3 separate regions of the Homo sapiens genome follow, and all the other regions are linked to region 1. The links are chromatin contacts, found by Hi-C or POLR2A ChIA-PET in ENCODE. All regions are on one chromosome and are shown on one strand. Each heading gives the region's core, a stretch centred on a gene start or an enhancer-like site at or near the end of the contact. The rest is flanking DNA. Distances are from core to core; before and after follow the strand shown. Region 1 overlaps COTL1 (coactosin like F-actin binding protein 1). Region 2 overlaps PLCG2 (phospholipase C gamma 2). Region 3 overlaps PLCG2 (phospholipase C gamma 2).

The links. A loop is a pair of places that touch in the nucleus more often than their neighbours do. ChIA-PET counts read pairs that join two places held with the same protein, here RNA polymerase II (POLR2A). Pooled maps may share reads with other maps.
Region 2: a loop to region 1 is called in a pooled map, with 10 times the contacts of the local background. The contact joins two enhancer-like sites. A Hi-C loop is called at or near these places in 2 of 37 single-sample maps with no recorded cell type and 3 of 50 pooled maps.
Region 3: a loop to region 1 is called in a pooled map, with 4 times the contacts of the local background. The contact joins two enhancer-like sites. A Hi-C loop is called at or near these places in 2 of 50 pooled maps. POLR2A ChIA-PET finds 5 or more read pairs at or near these places in 2 of 52 experiments (GM12878 and OCI-LY7).

Annotation. Positions count from the first base shown.
Region 1 is chr16:84,591,988-84,595,625 of GRCh38, forward strand. The region is part of intron 2 of COTL1 (coactosin like F-actin binding protein 1); the gene reads right to left. Among named protein-coding and RNA genes, the nearest start is that of COTL1, 24 kb to the right of the region's middle. RefSeq lists an enhancer at 1,905-2,204. Within about 2 kb of position 2,389, at least 18 of the 41 ENCODE cell types and tissues checked have a DNase peak (open chromatin) inside an H3K27ac peak, as active enhancers do; they include GM12878 and OCI-LY7, where a contact is called at or near this core.
Region 2 is chr16:81,819,474-81,822,887 of GRCh38, forward strand. The region is part of intron 2 of PLCG2 (phospholipase C gamma 2); the gene reads left to right. Among named protein-coding and RNA genes, the nearest start is that of PLCG2, 42 kb to the left of the region's middle. RefSeq lists enhancers at 2,233-2,332, 2,513-2,702, 2,713-2,862. Within about 2 kb of position 1,683, at least 3 of the 41 ENCODE cell types and tissues checked have a DNase peak (open chromatin) inside an H3K27ac peak, as active enhancers do.
Region 3 is chr16:81,796,704-81,800,345 of GRCh38, forward strand. The region is part of intron 2 of PLCG2 (phospholipase C gamma 2); the gene reads left to right. Among named protein-coding and RNA genes, the nearest start is that of PLCG2, 19 kb to the left of the region's middle. RefSeq lists enhancers at 942-991, 1,042-1,461, 1,732-2,341. Within about 2 kb of position 2,313, at least 12 of the 41 ENCODE cell types and tissues checked have a DNase peak (open chromatin) inside an H3K27ac peak, as active enhancers do; they include GM12878 and OCI-LY7, where a contact is called at or near this core.

The DNA.
Region 1 (3,638 bases), core at 1,139-3,638:
GGCATCTGGGGCCAGATCATTCTCTCTGGTAGGAACCATCCCGTAAATTGCAGGGTGCTGAGCAGCACCCCTCACCTGGCCCCACCAGTTATGACAAACAAAAATGCCTCCATACATTGCAGATGTCCTCCAAAGGGGGCAGAACACCCCCAGTTGAGAACCTCTGCTGTAAACCGTTGGTGTCCCCATTTAATTGGGACCCCTTTTGTGTTTTCCAACAAAGTTCTGTGCCTCTTGAGGGGATCACATATCCTTATTCAGCTTACTTCACAAACAGTTCATATTTTAACTGCCATTATCACCAAGATCTCATTACAATTCCTAAGTGGTGGTTGCTGGCACATAGGGATGCCACTGGTTTGGAGTCATTCACCTTGTATTAGCCACTTGCATAAACTGATGCTCTCTCAGGGCGTTTAGTTGCTGGTGTGAGGGTTTCTCAGGCACCTAATGATATCGTAGAGCGATATGTTTGCTTCTCAAACATTGTGTGGATTTGAATCACTGGGGAAATCTTAAACGCAGCTTCTGATTAAACAGCTCTGGGGTCTACGCTTCTAAGAAGCTTCCCAGTGATGCTGATGCTACTGGTCAAAGGATCACACTGAGTTAAAAAAAAAAAAAAAAATCAATCTGCGTTTCTTCCTAGAATCTAAGTACGTCCCTGCAGAGTCCCGCACGAAGCATGTAGGTTAGCACCAAGACCCAAGGACACAAACCACCTGTCTACAGGAGATACTGGCCTGCAGCTGACAAGCTCACTTCCTGGTGATTATCTCAAAACCGGAGGGGGTAACCAGCACGTTCGCCTTCAACAAGAAGCCGGGTGGTCTAACGGGTCATCCATTTGTCCCCGGGAGCTAAGGAACACGCAGCTCTCAGCAGACCATGAATGCGTGATCCTAGCTGCAGTCCAGGGTCAGGGACTCCACAACACTTACTTCTTAAAGGAAACTGATCGTCATCACCACTCACATTGGCACACCACTTTTCAGTTTACAAAACATGCTTCTATTTCATCTCATTTGGTCTTTGTAACAACGCTGGGAGGCAGATGAGGTAGAGACGTCATGGCCACTTTCATCATCAACATCCAAATCACCTTCATTGATAAGGGCTGGAGGCTCAGAGGCCACGTGATGTGGCCAGACTCTCAACACGAGGCCAGAGCCAAGGGCCTGGACACCTTGGGTGTGTGTGCTCAGCCCCCTTTCTCCAGGGAAATGCCCCACCAGGCCATGGCTATCTGGGGGTCAGTAGGTAACAACGCAGCAGGGATAGAAGGAAGGATGGTCTCAGGGACACTGCGCAGGTGAATCCACAGGGCCTGGTGACCAACTGGATGTGAGAAGGTGAGGACAGAGGAGTCCAGGGCACAGGAGACCCCGAGGGGTGAGGGCCCCACCTCCCATGCCCCGGGGACTGTGCCTGAATTCCCAAACATCAGCCTGGGCTGCCTCACCTGTAAAACACGTTCTTTTCTTTATTGAGATAAAAGTCACATAACAAAATTCACCATTTTAACCACTTTTTTTTTTTTTGAGAAGGGAGTCTCGCTCCGTCGCCCAGGCTGGAGTGCAGTGGCGCGATCTCGGCTCACTGCAAGCTCCGCCTCCCGGGTTCACACCATTCTCCTGCCTCAGCCCCCCGAGTAGCTGGGACTACAGGCGCCCGCCACCACGCCCGGCTAATTTTTTGTATTTTTAGTAGAGACGGGGTTTCACCGTGGTCTTGATCTCCTGACCTCGTGATCCGCCCACCTCGGCCTCCCAAAGTGCTGGGATTACAAGCGTGAGCCACCGCGCCCGGCCATTTTAACCACTTTAAAGCATCCAATTCAGTGGCTTTAAGGACACTCACAATGTTGTGCCATCATCGCTACTATCTAATTTCACCACTCCAACGAGAACTCCCGTCCTCAAGAACAGTCACTCCCCATTCTCCACCCCATTCCCCCAGGCCCTGGCAGCCACTCTTCCACTTTCTGTCTCTATGGATTGGCCTGTGCTGGACATTTCATTGAAATGGACTCATATGCTATGTGGCCTCTGCGGTCTGGCTTTCACTCAGCGTCACATCTCCAAGGATCATCCCTGCTGCCGCATGTGCGGGTCACCACTTCATTCCTTTTATGGCTGAACAGCACTCCATTGCATGGAGAGAGCACATTTTGCTTATCAGTGCATCAGTTGATAGACATTTGGGATCCTTCCAAAATGGGGTGATTTCACGCCTCCCTTATCAGTTGACCATGATGACTGAAAGTGAAAGCTACAAAACCCACCTAGCCCATCAGGGTGGAACCTCCAACCTAAAGCTCCTGACACAGGGCGGGGCTGCCAGGTGGCCACAGCGCACAGGAAACGAGACTGGTGCAAGAGATGGCAGTTCCTCACTTGTAAGGTGCAAAGTGCGCAGCCACAGGCGGCTGGTGCAGACTTGGAGTGTGGGGGAGCAGCGCTTTAGCTCGAGAGCATTTCTCAGCAGTCCCCGTGGTGTCTGGGAAGCCAGGGCTCTGTTTTGAGGAGTGTCGTCAGAGCATCAACACCAAAGTGCTTAATTAAATGGCAGCCTTGACCTGAGGGGGAGGAGGGGCTGAACATCCGCCTCCGACTGCATTTCACAAGCAAAAGAACACGGTGAGTGTGTTTCCATGGTAACCGCTCTCGGGTTCCCATTTCCACATTGGTCAGCCCGGACTTGGATCCAAACTACCCATCCCTGGCCCAAGCCTCCATGGAGGTAAGTTACCAGCCCTGCTTTGGGCCAACGCAGTTTTTGGGGACCTCAACCATGTGTTCAGCCCATGGCCAAGGCTTCGGGCTGAGCCAGCTCTCCCAGCCTCTCTCTCTTCTCAGTGTCGCCCCCTCCCACGGCTCTGGCTGGCTCCTCTGCGGAGCTCCATGGCTTTTCCAGCGTCTGCCCTCTCTGCTGGCTGCCAAGTGCCTCCACATGCCGGCCATGCTCTGCGCACCTCCAACCCTCCACATCCACCCTTCCCCTCTTTCAGACCTCCCCAGGTCTACCTTGGGCAACACCCTTTGCCCCCGGAGGGTCACAGATTCTTGTTGAAGAACCACAGGCATTGTCCCTGTGTCCCAAGTACCAGCCCAGGGCCTGGCACAAGATAGATGTACAATAAGTAAGTTACACCCACAACCCCAAGGACACTGGGAACCTTCCAGAACCACAGCCTGATGTCATTTAAATGATCGTGGGGGAGCGGGGTAAAGAGGGACGTGGTTTGCTAGGTGACTGCTGCGTGCTTATCCGACAATGGTTTGGTCAACAAGATTGCTGACAGGCCTGTTTTTGAAAATCCGAGTCACGTTATGCTTACAAATGTTTGCTGCTAGAGATCTGGCACGACAGTGACGGGTCAGCTGAGTCGGAGACGGAAAACCTGTTGGTCTGCGCACCGTTTTTGCAGCTGCCCGGCAGACTGGAGGCCTCTCCCCAACCCTGCTCACCCTGAAGGAGGTTCTCGGTCCCTTTTGACCTCACACTGGGCAGTGGAAGGGGAATCGCTAGTTCTTCATCCCTGGTTTAGTTACTTTCCCTCTTCTGAACAAATTGGGTCCACAAACCCCAGTGGCAGTCACAGCCCCACATCAGCAGTGGGGAGCCCTAGGCTCCCT
Region 2 (3,414 bases), core at 433-2,932, 2.8 Mb before region 1:
GGACCTCCTGGCTCCTCGCCCACTGCTTTTCACCCTGCCCTGAGGTGTGAGATCTTCCCAGCCACCTCTGGAAGGCTGGACTCTATCCCAGCTCAGTTATTTATGTATTTATTATTATTATTATTTTTTGAGACCAAGCTTCGCTCTTTCGCCCAGGCTGTAGTGCGGTGGCGCTATCTCGGCTCACTGCAACCTCCGCCTTCTGGTTTCAAGCGAATATCCTGCCTCAGCCTCCTGAGCAGCTGGGATTACAGGTACCCACCACCATGCCTGGCTAATTTTTGTATTTTTAGCAGAGATGGGGGTTTCACCATGTTGGCCAGGCTGGTCTCGAACTCCTGACCTTGTGATCTGCCCGCCTCAGCCTCCCAAAGTGCTGGGATTACAGCTGTGAGCCACTGTGCCTAGCCCTAGCTCAGTTTTAAAAATTACATTTAGTAGGTCTTATTTTCCATTATCAGAGAAATGCAGATTCATTCTAGAACCTTTGGAAAAGATAGACAAACACAAAAGAAAAATATCTCCCATTGACTACCCTCCAGGGAGCACTGGACCCAAACTAGGATCTGGTTGCTTTTCTGTGAAGATGTCCTATTTCATCTTTAAGGATTATGATCTTTTAGGTAATGGAAGTTGTGCTTCATATTTTAAGAACTTTTTAAAATGAACTTTATTTCATATTTAATTTATATACAATAAAAGGCACTCATTTTAAGTACACAGTTTGATGCATTTTGACACATGTGTAGACATGTGTAACCACCACCCTAATTGAGACACAGAACACCTTCCATCGCAGGAGAGAGGGTTCCCTCACTTCCCTCTGCAGTCTGCAGCCCCCCACCCTCCCCAGCATGCACACTCCCTGCCCCAGGCCACCCCAACCTACTTTGAGTCATCCAGGATTTTTCCTTGGTTTTAGAATTTCATAAACATGGAATGAAACAGTAGACTGTGTTTTGCATTCGACTTCTTTTGTGTGATGTTCTCAAGGTTCACCCATGTTGTTGCTAGTGTCAGTAGTTTTTCCTTTTCTGTTGCTGAGCAGCATTCCAGTGACCGAATATACCACTGCCTACTCCCCCATTCTCCTCATGGGAGATCTTGGGCATATCAGTTTTCCCCTCTGTATAATGGGGAAACATTACCCAATTTTTTTTTTTTTGAGACAGAGTCTCACTCTATTACCCAGGCTGGAGTGCAGTGGCGCAATCTTGGCCCACTGCAGCTTCCGCCTCCCAGGTTCAAGCAATCCTCCCACCTCAGCCTCCTGAGTAGCTGGGATTACAGGTGCACACCATCATGCCTGGCTAATTTTTGTATTTTTAGTAGAGGCAGGGTCTCATCATGTTGGCTAGGCTAGTCTAGAACTCCTGACGTCAAATGATCCGCCCACCTCAGCCTCCTGAGTAGGTGGGATTACAGGTGCACACCATCATGCCTGGCTAATTTTTGTGTTTTTAGTAGAGATGGGGGCCTCATCATGTTGGCTAGGCTGGTCTAGAACTCCTGACGTCAAATGATCCGCCCACCTCAGCCTCCTGAGTAGCTGGGATTACAGGTGCACACCATCATGCCTGGCTAATTTTTGTATTTTTAGTAGAGACAGGGTCTCATCATGTTGGCTAGGCTGGTCTAGAACTCCTGATGTCAAATGATCTGCCCGCCTCGGCCTCCCAAAGTGCTGGGATTACAGGCGTGCGTGAGCCGCCGTGCCTGGCCACATTACCCGCTTTATCAGATTGTTGTGGGGATTCAGTGAGTTAACATGTGAGTGATTAGAATAATGCCTGGCACATAGCAGATGCTAAATATCATAGTAATAATAATGGATTGTTGTCTCTTGCTGTGTAACAAACCACCCCAAGGCATAGTGGTGAATACTGGAGGTATTTCCAGTTTGGGGCTCTTGAATAATATGAGTGAATGAATGAAATAATACAAATGTACATGTGTAGTTGGGCAGCCTCGGTGGCTGTTGCCTTCCTCGAGGGCTCGAATGCTGTGTGTCTTGGTGATCGGCTGACAGGCAGCCGTTGCCTCTTCTAAGATGGGTGGTTTTCCTTTTGAGGTGGGTCCTGGGGGCTCCTGGCTGCTCAGTGCTGGCCCTACTTGTTGCCTTGTGTGCTGCTCTGAGCCAGGCTTGGTCTTGCTGGGCTGACCAACCCATTTAAGCCTCAGGAAGTGGCCTCTGTAGAAAAAAATGTATAAGCAGCGGGTGGTGAACAGATCAGTGGAGCGCAGAGCCCCAAAATAGATCTTTCTCCGCTAACTTGCCAAGCAACTGGGGGCAGTGGCAAATGCTTTGCATAACTTCCTACCCAAAAGAAAAGGTTTTACTGCAAACAACTTTTGGGGACCCCTCCCCTCTCAAATAATCTCAGACAGATCCAAGATGTTTTTTTTTTTTTCCAGAGCAGCACAAAGAGAGAGCCAGACAGGCCTGGGGTTCCATCCCAGATCCACCATTTGCAGGCTGTGTGATTTTGGGCAAATTCCTTAACTTCGCTGAGCCTTCTCTTTTCCTGTGTTAACTAGGGAAGATGAGACTAGACTCTCCAGTGTGTATGCAAAGCACCCTTACGCTGCAGAGATGCTGCAAATAGGGAGTGTCTTTTTTTTCTTCCTTTTTCAATTTTATCCTCTGTGCTTGCCCTAGAGCTTGTTATCAATTTCTCTTAGCTTTGTCAATTGTGGTGGGGTGTGGGGGATTGAGATTTGGCTTTCCTGGGAAGATGTTCCAAAACTGTCTTTGAAATAATACTCTCCTCCTCTGCAGATCAGTGGACAGGGTGTTGAAGGGTCGGCATAGGTGGTAAGCATGATTGATGGCCCCCAGAGATGTCCATGTCCTGCTCCCCGGAACCTGTGGGTATGTCATGTTACTTGGTAAAGAGGACCTTGCAGATGAAATTAAGTGAAGAAGGTTGAGATGGGAGAGTATTCTGGGTTACCCAGGTGGATCCAGTGTGTTCACAGGGTCCTTTTAAGAAAAAGGCGGGGCTGGGGGCAGTGGCTCATGCCTGTAATCCCAGCACTTTGGGAGGCCGAGGCGGGTGGATCACCTGAGGTCAGCAGTTCGAGACCAGCCTGGCCAATATGGCGAAACCCCGTCTCCACTAAAAGTGCAAAAATTAACTGGGCATGGTGGCGTGTACCTGTAATCCCAGCTACTCAGAAGGCTGAGGCAGGAGAATCGCTTGAACCCGGGAGGTGAAGGTTGTAGTGAGTGAACCGAGTTCATGCCGCTGCACTCCAGCCTGGGAGACAAGAGCGAGACTCCATCTCAAAAAAAAAAAAAAAAAAAAGAAAAAGGCAGGAGATCAGAGTGAGTAGAAGACAATGGCAAGATGATGGCAACAGAGGTTGGAATGATGTGCTTCAAAGGCAGAGGAAGAGGCCACACGGCCACGA
Region 3 (3,642 bases), core at 1,063-3,562, 2.8 Mb before region 1:
ACAGGGAGAGAAGGCCATGTGAAGACAGATACAGAAATCTGAGTCATGCATCTGCAAGCTAAGGAACACCAGGGGTGCTCCCTCAGGAGGAACCAGCCTCGCCAACACTTTGATTTTGGACTTCTGGTCTCCAGAACTGTGAGACAAACTTCTGTTGTTTCGGCCATCCAATTTTTGGTATTTCATGAGTGGCAGGCCTAACACACAAATACACTCTCATGTAACAGGGGCCTGAGGGCAACGGGGTGAGTACAGGGATTGACCTACCCATTCAGCCACTGATACTATGGATGGGTTGTGGTTTGTCATAACGGAATTTAAGAGGCGTTGCTTTCTTCCACGTGTCATGTTATTTTCTAGCTGCGTTGGTTCTGGCCTGGGCCCTGAGGGTGTAAGAGGGAATACAGTGTAGTGGGTAAACGAGGGAGGCAGCATTTGTCCCTCAAAATAGCACCAAGTTCTGGGAATGCAGGTATATTTGGAGTTCCTGACAAGTCAGTGCAGGTCCAACGTCTTAGGGATTGTGCTGAGTTGGGGGAGGGATCTAGTTAAAGATGTCCCTTGGTGAATCATTTTTGAAAAAAAAAAAATTATCTCCACTACCTGTCCCCTAGTCTGTCTTAGATATAAATGCGGGTTTTTGTATATCAGGCTCGCAAAATTATGTGTCTTGATTTGTCTTGGGAGAGATTTAGGTGCTGTGCAGTTTGGGGTTGAAATCAGAAATCCTGGGGTTGACTTTTCCTGCTTTCATGCAAGGCCCGATCTTGGGGCCAGGCCTTCGGTAGTCCTGACCCACAGACTAAGAGTGCTGGGAGGCCAGGGACCCTGTCTGTTCTGTTCATAAGGGGGACTTCCCAGCACCTGGCCCATATCTGGCCTGTGGCTGGTGCTCCTCAGATACCTGGTTAACAGATGAATCAGGAAAAGGCCCTGGCTGCCCCTTTCAGCCTCGGACTTCCGGTTTCTTCCTAACCATGGCAGCAGTATCTGGGGTTGAGATAGGGCACCTCTGTGACAACTTCCTCTTTAACCATACACCGTGGTTCCACTCGTGGTCCTGGCACTTAGTGACTGTGTGACCTTAGGCAATCTACTTGGCCTCTTTGAGTCTCAGTTTTCTTTTTTCTTGTCTTTTTTTTTTTTGAGATGGAGTCTCACTCTGTCCCCAGGCTGAAGTGCAGCGGCACAATTTCAGTTCACTGCAACCTCTGCCTCCCGGGTTCAAGCAATTATTCTGCCTCAGCCTCCTGAGTAGCTGGGATTACAGGTACCCTCCACCTCACCTGGCTAATTTTTGTATTTTTAGTAGAGATGGGGTTCCACCATGTTGACCAGGCTGGCCTTGAACTTCTGACCTCAAGTGATCTGCCTGCATTGGCCTCCCAAAGTGTTGGGATTACAGGTGTGAGTCACCGCGCCTGGCCTGAGTCTCAGTTTTCTTATCTATAAGATGGGGTAATAGTGGAGCTTACCCCATCAGATCACTGGGAGGATTCAGTTTGTAAGTGATTGTCACAAGTCCAGTATGTACTTAACACAGGGTGCCTCCCAGCCATGCTGCCATATGTCTCCTCAGGCAGCAGGTGCCTGCATTTGTGTTTGCGTGGGGGACATGGGACAGGCTGAGACATAGCTCGCATGTGTAGGGGGTGTCCTCCTCCTGCTCTTCTGTAGCACACAGCTAGGGGTCCTCTGGGGTTAAGTGCTCTTGGACCTGAGCCTGGATATAAAAGCAGCCCAGTGCTTCTGGGAGGCTGGGGAGGCCTGGGCTTGGAGAAGGAGCGTCGACAGGGTGAAGGTGAAGTTCTGGAAATAGAAACAGTGATGATACCACATCACAGCCTGGGGGCCACTCCACTGTCACAGGGCTGTTGGGAAGAAGCTGTAAGGTGCTGCTTTCATCTATACAAGTTGTGCTGGAGGCCAGGGGTAGGCGTGAGTTTTGGGAGGTGAAGTATCTGTGTGTGTGAAGGATTCTGTTTTGAGAAAGAAGGAAATGGGAACTTACTAATTTGTAGAATGGAAACTAGCAAAATTAGGCAAGGCATGGTGAGAGCATGTGCAGCAGGAAGAGGAGACCCCGCAGAGCTCAGAAGAGGTGGAGGAGGGGCTGGCCTCCCCGGCCTCAGGACTTCAGGGATCCCACTGCGTCTTCTCTGCTCCTGCTTCGGCTGGATTTCACCGGCCAGGTGTCTCTCTCCCCAGCACTACCAGCCACTCCAGGATGTCCCTGGCCTGCCACCAGCCTCCACCAGTGGGAAAAGCCCCTACACCAGGTAGTAGCATGACTGAAGGAGGGCCCGTGTCCCTGGGGAGGCAAGAAGGGCCCAAGCCCAGCGTGGCGCAGAGTGAACGTTACGCCAGTTTCCTGTTTAGACAGCTCTGAGCTGCTTCCCTCTGGCCTTGCATATTTCTCCTAATTAAAACAACTGCTTTTTCCCCCTCATTATAGAAGTACTATGTGTTCATTGGTAGACACATTTTAACCTACTTCTGGGTGAGAAAAACAACCCCTTAGCCCCCGCCACCCCCCTACCCAGAGAGATGGTGTTAACACCTGGTGTACCACCTTCCAAATCTTTTTGTCCAACAAAACTTTATTCACAAGACATTTTCACAACATGCGACCCTTTTGTAATGTACTTTAGTAATCTGCCTTTTTCATTTTGTACTACTTTGTGACCATGTTAGTATTATTAACTAATTTATTTTAGTTAATGAATTAATTAATTTTTTGAGGCAGGGTCTTGCTCTGTCACCCAGGTTGGTGTGCAGTGGTGTGACCATAGGTCACTGTAGCCTTGAACTCCTGGCCTCAAGAGATCCTCCCATCTTGGCCTCCCAAAGTGCTGGGATTACAGGTGCAAGCCACTGAGCCTGGCCTGTTATTAATTTTTTTTTTTTTTTTTTGAGACAGAGTCTCGCTCTATTGCCCAGGTGCAATGGCACCATCTTGGCTCACTGCAAGCTCCGCCTCCCAGGTTCACACCATTCTCCTGCCTCAACCTCCCGAGTAGCTGGGACTACAGGCGCCCGCCACCACACTTGGCTAATTTTTTTGTATTTTTAGTGGAGATGGGGTTTCACCGTGTTAGCCAGGATGGTCTCGATCTCCTGACCTCGTGATCCTCCCACCTTGGCCTCCTAAAGTGCTGGGATTACAGGTGTGAACCACTGAGCCCAGCCTGTTATTAACTATTTTAAATGTCGATGTTGGTTTAAAAAATAATATGACAGACCCCACATACTCAAGAGCAAGGGATCCAGGGTCTGACTGCCTGGGTTCAGATCTTGGCTATGCCACTTATCCCATTTGTGGCCATGGACAAGTTACTTAACTTTTCATTGCACTCATCTGTAAAATAGGATAATAATGGTACCTATTACACTGGACTCTCATGAGGATTAGGGGAGTTAATTATGTATCATACTTTGGGTATCATAGTACCTGGCAAATATCCCAAGCACTCTATAAGAGCTACTATTGCTATTATTATTGTTTAAATTTACTTTTATTGTAAGTTCTGGGATACATGTGCAGAATGTGTGGGATACATAGGTAAGCGTTTGCCATCGTGGCTTGCTGCACCTATCAGCTCATCACCTAGATATTAAGCCCTGCATGTATTAGCTATTTAT